Linked DNA regions of Homo sapiens: region 2 is linked to region 1. Evidence: chromatin contacts called from ENCODE Hi-C or POLR2A ChIA-PET data. All regions are on one chromosome and are shown on one strand. Each heading gives the region's core, a stretch centred on a gene start or an enhancer-like site at or near the end of the contact. The rest is flanking DNA. Distances are from core to core; before and after follow the strand shown. Region 1 overlaps TANGO6 (transport and golgi organization 6 homolog). Region 2 overlaps TANGO6 (transport and golgi organization 6 homolog).

Region 1 (3,923 bases), core at 725-3,224:
AAGAACATGGACTTCATATTCCTCTAATAGAATGAATAACCTACATATTTAGCTTAGGATATTTCCTGTATTATCCCAGAATCTTCCAGAGTCCTTCAGATCAGTCATGTTTTCTCCACAACATTCTATGTTAAAGGAAAAGCCAAAATGGATAAACGTCCCTTCTAAGCTTCTGTGAGCCATTTTAATTGTGAAAATGAAGTACTGTATTCAAATACTCCTAAAACAACACGACGTTAGCCTGGCATGGTGGCGCGCACCTGTAGTCCCAGCTACTTGGCAGGCTGAGACAAGAGAATTGCTTGAACCCAGGAGGCAGAGGTTGCAGTGAGCCAAGATCATGCCATTGCACTCCAGTCTGAGCGACAGAGCAACACTCAGCACCAAAAAACAAAACAAAACAAAACAAAAACACATGACAATTATCTTAAGAAGCACTACTTTAGTCACGCTTTAAAATTCAACAATAAAGAGTAAATTCCAAACAATTATATTTAATTCCAGAAAAGTAAAAACTCTGGATCTAAAGATATAAAATCCAAGCTGCTCTTATAGAGTTTCTTTAAATAAACTTCTTTTTTTTTTTTTGAGACAGAGTCTCACTCTGTCACCTAGGCTGAAGTGCAGTGGCGCAATCTTGGCTTACTGCAACCTTCATCTCCTGGGTTCGAGTGACAGTCCTGCCTCAGCCTCCTGAGTAGCTGTGACTACAGGCGCCAGCCACCACAACCGGCTAATTTTTATATTTTTAGTAGAGATGGGGTTTCACCATGTTGGCCAGGCTGGTCTTGAACTCCTGACCTCAAGTGATCTACCCACCTCGGCCTCCCAAAGTGCTGGGATTACAGGTGTGAGCCACCACGCCTGGTCCTTCTTTTTTTTTTTTTTTTTTTTGAGATGGTCTCGCCCTGTTGCCCAGGCTGGAGTGCAGTGGTACGATCCCAGCTCACTGTAACTTCCACCTCCTGATTCAAGCAATTCTTTTGCCTCAGCCTCACAAGTAGCTAGGCCTACAGGCATGCACTACCATGCCTGGCTAATTTTTGTATTTTTAATAGAGATGGGGTTTCACCATGTTGGCCAGGCTGGTCTCAAACTCCTAACCTCAGGTGATCCACCCGCCTCAGCCTCCTAAAGTGCTGGGATTACAGGTGTGAGCCACCGTGCCTGGCCAAAAACATCTTCTTGATAACTGTTGCTGGGCAGAATAGCAGCTTGCGTTTGTACTGATAATTCTGTTTGCAATCTATGTGTTTTTCTATTTTCCTCAAGTCCATCAAACTGAAGGGGTGTTTTACAACTTTACCAAGTTAACCATGAATATATAATTATATTTCAACACTTCAACAAACAGCAGCACTTTGAATGTGATGTGAAATCCAAACAGGATAGCAGTCACCCATGAATGTTACATGGACTATGACCAACAGGAATTTACGTTCTGAGGTAATAACATTAGATCATCCAGAAAGTGGAAATAATTTAAAATATGCAATTGTGAGATGCTGGAGAAATAAATGATCCATTCCACTAATATTTATTAAGCACTTTCTAATCAATCCCTATGAGAAACAAATTTCCATCATAAAATTACCATAAAAGATAGCTATTAGACAATTTCCCTCAGGAATAAGTCTGACTATAAACACACACATATACCATTTTGAGAGTCAGAAAGATAATTGGATTATTATGGTGTTAAGGGTGAACATGTGTCTGCCCTTTACTCTGATTAACTGGCAAAGATGGTGGAGTAAGTGGGCTTGTTGTGATGCAGAGCTGTGAGGCTCCAGTAAATTGCACCAACTATTAGCAGGCATCTTAGGAAAAAACCTGGAGGATTATTTAAGGCTCACGTTTCATTTAGAGAATATAAATAGCAGGCACCTGAGCCACTTGAGTTTCTGGTTTCTTTTCTATCAGCGCCCCTTAGTGGTTGAATCACTGAATGGCCTTTTGGGCGGAACTAAATCTGAAGAGAACAGTAACGGATGGGTGGACTCACCTAATGGCCTCTTTGATGGTAATCATAATGCCACCTTGAGTGGCAACTCTAAACTGACACAGAGAATGGAGAGAGGGCACAGCTTTGTCCAACCCTGCAAATCCTTTCAGGCTGGCAATTGCCTTCTTCCTTTCCAGCTTCCCCAGAATCCATAATAAGATTTCTTGGCAAAGTGACCTGGCAGAAAAAGCAGTTATGAATGAGCTTGTCATCTTACTCCATGCATCTAACAAGCTAACATAAAAAAAGAAAGAAAGGCTGTCAGGTTCCACTGCATTTTAAATGCTGGCACAATCTCCTAGTACTACTGAAATGCAGGAATGGAAAGTATGCTTCTTGTGAATTTCAGAATGCAAATATCCTGAAATTCAATGAGTGACTGACTAATCCTTGGCTCTGGCAGCAACCCTGATTTGCCACATGAGCCCCACGTGATTTTTTTTTTTTTTTTTTTTGGTAATTCCAAGTGTACTACTGCCTTTGCATCAGGCACTGTCAAAGAAAGTATACACGGATAAAAATCATCTACTCTCAGCAAGACCAACAGCTGGAGACCAAGAAACAGCATACCAACAAAATATTGCTGATTCCTCAACCCCTTTCATCTGTGCCAATCAACTAGAAGAGGAACTAAATCATCGTTCACATGTTCCTTGTCAGTCTCTGATGAGAACATGACAGTGCTGTGAGGACTTGAGTTTTAAAACAAAAACAAGAGGCCAGGTGCGGTGGCTCACGCCTGTAATCCCAGCATTTTGTGAGGCTGAGGTGGGTGGATCACCTGAGGTCAGGAGTTCGAGACCAGGCTGGCCACATGGTGAAACACTGTCTCTACTAAAACTACAAAAATTAGCCGGGCATGGTGGAAGGTGCCTATAAGCCCAGCTACCCAGGAGGCTGAGGCAGGAGAATCGCCTGAACTCAGGAGGCAGAGGTTGCAGTGAGCCGAGATCGCACCACTGCACCCCAGTCTGGGCAACAGAGCGAGACTCCGTCTCAAAAAAAACAAAAACAAGAGTTATTTTGTGGACTGTCCCTTGAAACCAAGTTCACAGATGTACAGCCTCCCTCTTCCAATGCATTCTCTCTTGTCGTTGCCATTGCAGCTGTGGGATACAAGGATGTGCTGACTCAAGCTGAAGAGCCAGGGGAACTATGTAAGCTTTGAATAGTACAAAAGATGGTGTTTTCCTTCACCACTTAGCAATGGTGATAATGATAGCTACCATTTATTGAGCTTACTATTTGCCGGGGACTGTACTAAACACATTAATGCATATTTAGTCTTCACAATAACTCTGTGAAGAAGGTACTATTATTGCATATTGGATTACATGTGAGGATCTCCAAACACCAAAAATCGTAATTCTATAGGACTTGAGATAAGATAACTCTTACCTGGAGGAAGAAACAACATAAATTACTGTGAAAATAGAGCTGATACAAAATGAATCCTACTTAAATTCTACGACAAAGGAGTATTTTCTGGATGACTAAGAAATCCCTTCTATCTAAACAACACACTGCATCACCAACACCAAATCCTAGGCTAAATTACAAAGTGCCACATTCAGATCTAGATTTCCCAAATGTGTTTTCTAACTCCCCACAAGGTCATTATGATCCATCCCCTATTTCCTTCTTCCTAGACATGTAATTGCAGTATTTCTCACTGATCGAAAAGTGGCATGTTTACACATGTAAACAGAGATTTTGTCTTTGAGATTTAGGACAGAGGCTGAGGAAAGTCATTCTAAAAACTGTATCCAATGCCCTGTGATCTGCAAAATTCTTGTTCTCTTCTAGATGAGCAAAATAGGAAGATCCCAGTGTTTTCCTGACTTTGAAAGGAAATGATAATTTCAAAGTGGCAAATATAAATTCAAAATAAGAACAAAAACAACATGCAAAAAAGACG
Region 2 (4,258 bases), core at 1,560-4,059, 50 kb before region 1:
CCTTGTATGTCCCCTGTTATGAATGGCATCTGGACAGATATATCCCGGATGAAATTCTGCTCCTAGCTTAACCATTTGGTTGCTGAATTGCAAGACAAATAATAGATACATTCAATTTTATCTAATTAGTATACTCTGACTTAATAATTTTGCAAACTGAATCACTTTACAAACTAAATATAGAGAAGTTATTATTATGGTCTGGTTTCCAAGCAACGATTTCATTAAGAAAAGCTCCACTTGGGAAAAACATCTGTTTGTCAGTTAGGTTTCTGCTGTCATATAATTTCACAGTGAAAAAGCCATAGTCACTCTGTGCTTTAGTAATCCCTAGTTGTGAAAAGGTCAACGGGGGGTACTACACCGAGGGAAGCCATCTGTTTCAATCTGTACTAGTCCCTGAACCTTGTTGTCATGAAACAATTCAGTTTCCCTAAACAGCCATGTAATTTTAAAAACATTCTCTTCTTATTATAAAATCAATACGTGTTCATATTAGAAAACATGAAAAATATAAAAGACACAAAGAAGAAAATAAAAATCACCTGAGTTTTTGATGCCTTCATGTTAGATCTCATTTGAAAATGGATTCCACCGCTAAAAAATTACTTAAAACCCACTGGCCTAAAATAATGCCATATGGTTTTTTACCTTTTTAATCTGCAATTAGGATGTTTTTCATAATGGTTAAGGGCTGTGTGTTGGACAACCAAGCTCAGAAATTTGTACAGATATCCAAACATTCTCATTGCATTTTATGAAAGTAGGCTTAAGGAGAGACTGAATTCTCCATCAGTGGTGAAGAGGTGAGGAAGGGTGTGTATGTGGCATGACACATGAAATGTGGTATAAAACTTTCTCGCTAGGCACGTACATAGCCTGACAGTGAGTTCTCAAAACTTTTTTTTTCTTTTGAGCAGCAGAACTTTGTTTTTCCATGAAATCTTAAGAGAGGGCTTGATGAAAGAGAGAAAAGGAGAGCCATCTGGTTAGAGTGGGTTGCCTGGTGCTCCAAACCCACTCACCCATGCCCCTCCTTACTGATCCTAAGGGTCTGGAGGGCACAGGCGTTCATGCAGTTCTTGCCTCCTGCTCCTCCCTGCTGTAGTCCTGCTGCTTTGCTGTTTCGCATCCTACAACACTCTTTCCTCCTTCCTTTTTTTTTTTTTTTTTTTGAGATGGAGTCTTGCTCTGTTGCTCAGGCTGGAGTGTAGTGGCACGATCTCAGCTCACTGCAACCTCTGCTTCCTGGGTTGAAGCAATTCTCCTGCCTCAGCCTCCCAAGTGGCTGGGATTACAGGCACACACCACCACACCCAGCTAACTTTTCTTTTTTTTTGTATTTTTAGTAGAGACGAGGTTTCACCATGTTGGCCAGGCTGGTCTCGAACTCCTGACCTCAAGTGATCCGCCCACCTCGGCCTCCGAAAGTGCTGGGATTACAGGCATGAGCCACTGTGCCTGGTCTCCTCCCTTCTTTACTAGGTTAATTCCTAACTACCCACAGATCCTCACTGATGGGTTACTGCCTCGTTCCCTTGCTGTCAGGGAAAATGTCCCTAAAACATGTTTAGTGAAGCAATTAAATACATCTTAATTTCATGGTTTCTGGGGCTCATTTCAAGTCCTTCTCCTCCTATTCATATAGACTAGCTGTCACAAAGGCGGGTTTCACGACCAAGAAGACAGTATGAGATACCTCCAGGTAGAGTCAGTTGCTTAAATGTCTACTTTACAAGCTATTAAGGAGGTCTAAGTATCTTCCCTACAGAACGGCTATTTAAATTTTGCCCTGGAGCCACCCTTTATCTAGTAAAGTTGGAATCTGAAGGCAAGTTAAGGAGGATGGAGTTAGTGAGAGAACACCATGTACCTTTTATTTAGAGCACCTGTGTCAAAACCATGTTTTACATTTGTGTGATTTTGTATCATTTGCTCTTCTCCAACTGTAAACTCCATGAAGGCAAGACATGACTGTTTTTCTCAGTGTTGTACCTTGCACAGCACCCTCAAACATAGCAGTGCTCAATAAATATCTGTTGAGGCGGGTGCAGTGGCTCACGCCTATAATCCCAGCACTTTGGGAGGCCGAGGCAGGTGTATCACCTGAGGTCAGGAATTCGAGATCAGCCTGGCCAACATGGCGAAACCCTGTCTCTGCTAAATACAAAAAACTAGCCAGGCGTGGTGGTGCGTGCCTGTAATCCCAGTTACTCAGGAAGCCGAGGCAGGAGAATCGCTCGAACCTGGGAGGCAGAGGTTGCAGTGAGCCAAGATTGTGCCACTGCACTCCAGCTTGGGAGACAGAGCAAGACTCCGTCTCACACACACAAAATAATAATAATAATAATAATAATAATAATAATAATAATAAAAAATACCTGTTGAGTGAATGAACATTTTAAGCCATTAACAACAACAACAAAAAGAAAACCCTAATTGCCAAAGAAAATATTTTACAATTCTCTTTTTGTCCCTATTTAAAGGTTATCAATAGTGGAAAACAAAAGTTGAACACAAAGTACAAAAGTGATTCTAAAACAGCTTTCTCCTAAGAAACACCTTAGCAATCATGTCCCAGCAGGTGGACAGAGAGATGACCTAATGAGGTCTTTGGCAGCTCAAGGGGTTGTGATTCATTCCCTGAGGCTCAATTCATTCCCAACCTTCAATCCTCCTCTGGGGCAGGAGAGATACCACAAGGTCAGGAAGCACAAAAGCCTAATGTAAAAATCTAAAAATGTGTTGCCCAAACTGTACAGACACCATTTAAGTTTACCTTCCACCACTGCCAAGTTCTCAACGTGACCTGAGAGGGGGTAATTGATGCTTCATTCAGTTAAAAATTGTAAAGTTATGATTCACCAACAAAAGGAACTATGTCAGTGTTAATAAAAAATATAATTGGGCTTACTAAGTGTGTGAACAGCTTCAAGTATCATCTTAATCACATCTGGTGAGATTAGGAATTTTAATTTGTATTTGAGATGAAGGGTGACATAGGCTGCTTGCTCTTTAGTTGGGGAGGGAAACACAAAAGCAGGGTGCACCTCTAGCTGATACTGCAATAAAGCTCCAGTAAAAACCATGGATTACTTAGAGAGTGTGGGATGCTGTATTTAAGGGGAAGTCTGAAGAGGGACTTGCTGTTTTACTTACAAGCTCTCTCACTACTCCATCCTCCTTAACTTGCCTTCAAATTCCAACTTTACTAGAGAAAGGGTGGCTCCAGGGCAAAATTTAAATCGCTGTTCTGCAGGGAAGGTACTTAGACCTCCTTAATAGCTTGTAAAGTGGACATTTAAGCAACTGACTCTTTACCTGGAGGTATCTCATGTTGCCTTCTTGGTCATGAATCCTGCCTTTGTGACAGCTAGTCTATATGAATAGGAGGTGAGGGACTTTAAAGGAGCCCCAGAAGCCATGAAATTAAGAAGTATTTAATTGCTTCACTGAAAATGTCATGATCCATGGTTCCATGGTTTAATTTTACCATCCGTAAGAGCAGAGGCTGGCCAGGTGTGGTGGCTCACGCCTGTAATCTCAGCACTTTGGGAGGCCGAGGCGGGTGGATCACAAGGTCAGGAGATCGAGACCATCCTAGCTAACACGGTGAAACCTCGTCTCTACTAAAAATACAAAAAATTAGCTGGGCGTGGTGGCGGGTGCCTGTAGTCCCAGCTACTCAGGAGGCTGAGGCAGGAGAATGGTGTGAACCGGGAAGGCAGAGCTTGCAGTGAGCTGAGATCACGCCACTGCACTCTAGCTTAGGCGATAGAGCGAGACTCTGTCTCAAAAAAAAAAAAAAAAAAGAACAGAGGCCATGGTGTTGTGACAAAGGTGAGAAAATGCAATGGAAAAAGGAAGGAAGTACAGAGGCATAAATAAGGGCCTTGGCTTTGGAGTTGAATCCAGCCTCTATTACATACTGGTTGGCCAAGCAGTTGGCCTCTTAGCCCTGGTTTCTTTGTCTGAAAAATGGGAGATGAAGATACTGACTCCTATACCTTGCCTTCATGCCCATTTTGCTCCACTAACAACCTGAACTGCTTCCCTTCTGTTATACTTTATATTTGCCCAACCCCCCCACCCTGCCTTTTTTTTTTGAGACAGGGTCTCTGTCACCCAGGCTGGAGTGCAGTTGTATGATCACAGCTTGCTGCAGTCTTGACCTCTTGGGCTCAAGTGATTCTCCCACTTCAGCCTCCAGAGTAGCTGGGACTATAGGCATGCGCTACCACACCCGGCTAATTTTTAA

What was found. Hi-C counts contacts between places; a loop is a spot of excess contacts on that map. ChIA-PET counts read pairs that join two places held with the same protein, here RNA polymerase II (POLR2A). Pooled maps may share reads with other maps.
Region 2: a loop to region 1 is called in a map of PC-3, with 8 times the contacts of the local background. The contact joins two enhancer-like sites. A Hi-C loop is called at or near these places in 3 of 168 maps with a recorded cell type or tissue (PC-3, heart left ventricle and mammary epithelial cell) and 1 of 50 pooled maps. POLR2A ChIA-PET finds 5 or more read pairs at or near these places in 9 of 52 experiments (A673, AG04449, BJ and 6 more).

What each region holds. Positions count from the first base shown.
Region 1 is chr16:68,900,587-68,904,509 of GRCh38, reverse strand. It overlaps TANGO6 (transport and golgi organization 6 homolog), which reads right to left. Exons shown (of 18, transcript NM_024562.2): 9 at 2,006-2,182. Among named protein-coding and RNA genes, the nearest start is that of TANGO6, 59 kb to the right of the region's middle. Within about 2 kb of position 1,974, at least 2 of the 41 ENCODE cell types and tissues checked have a DNase peak (open chromatin) inside an H3K27ac peak, as active enhancers do.
Region 2 is chr16:68,951,167-68,955,424 of GRCh38, reverse strand. All of the region lies in intron 14 of TANGO6 (transport and golgi organization 6 homolog), which reads right to left. Among named protein-coding and RNA genes, the nearest start is that of TANGO6, 110 kb to the right of the region's middle. Within about 2 kb of position 2,809, at least 3 of the 41 ENCODE cell types and tissues checked have a DNase peak (open chromatin) inside an H3K27ac peak, as active enhancers do.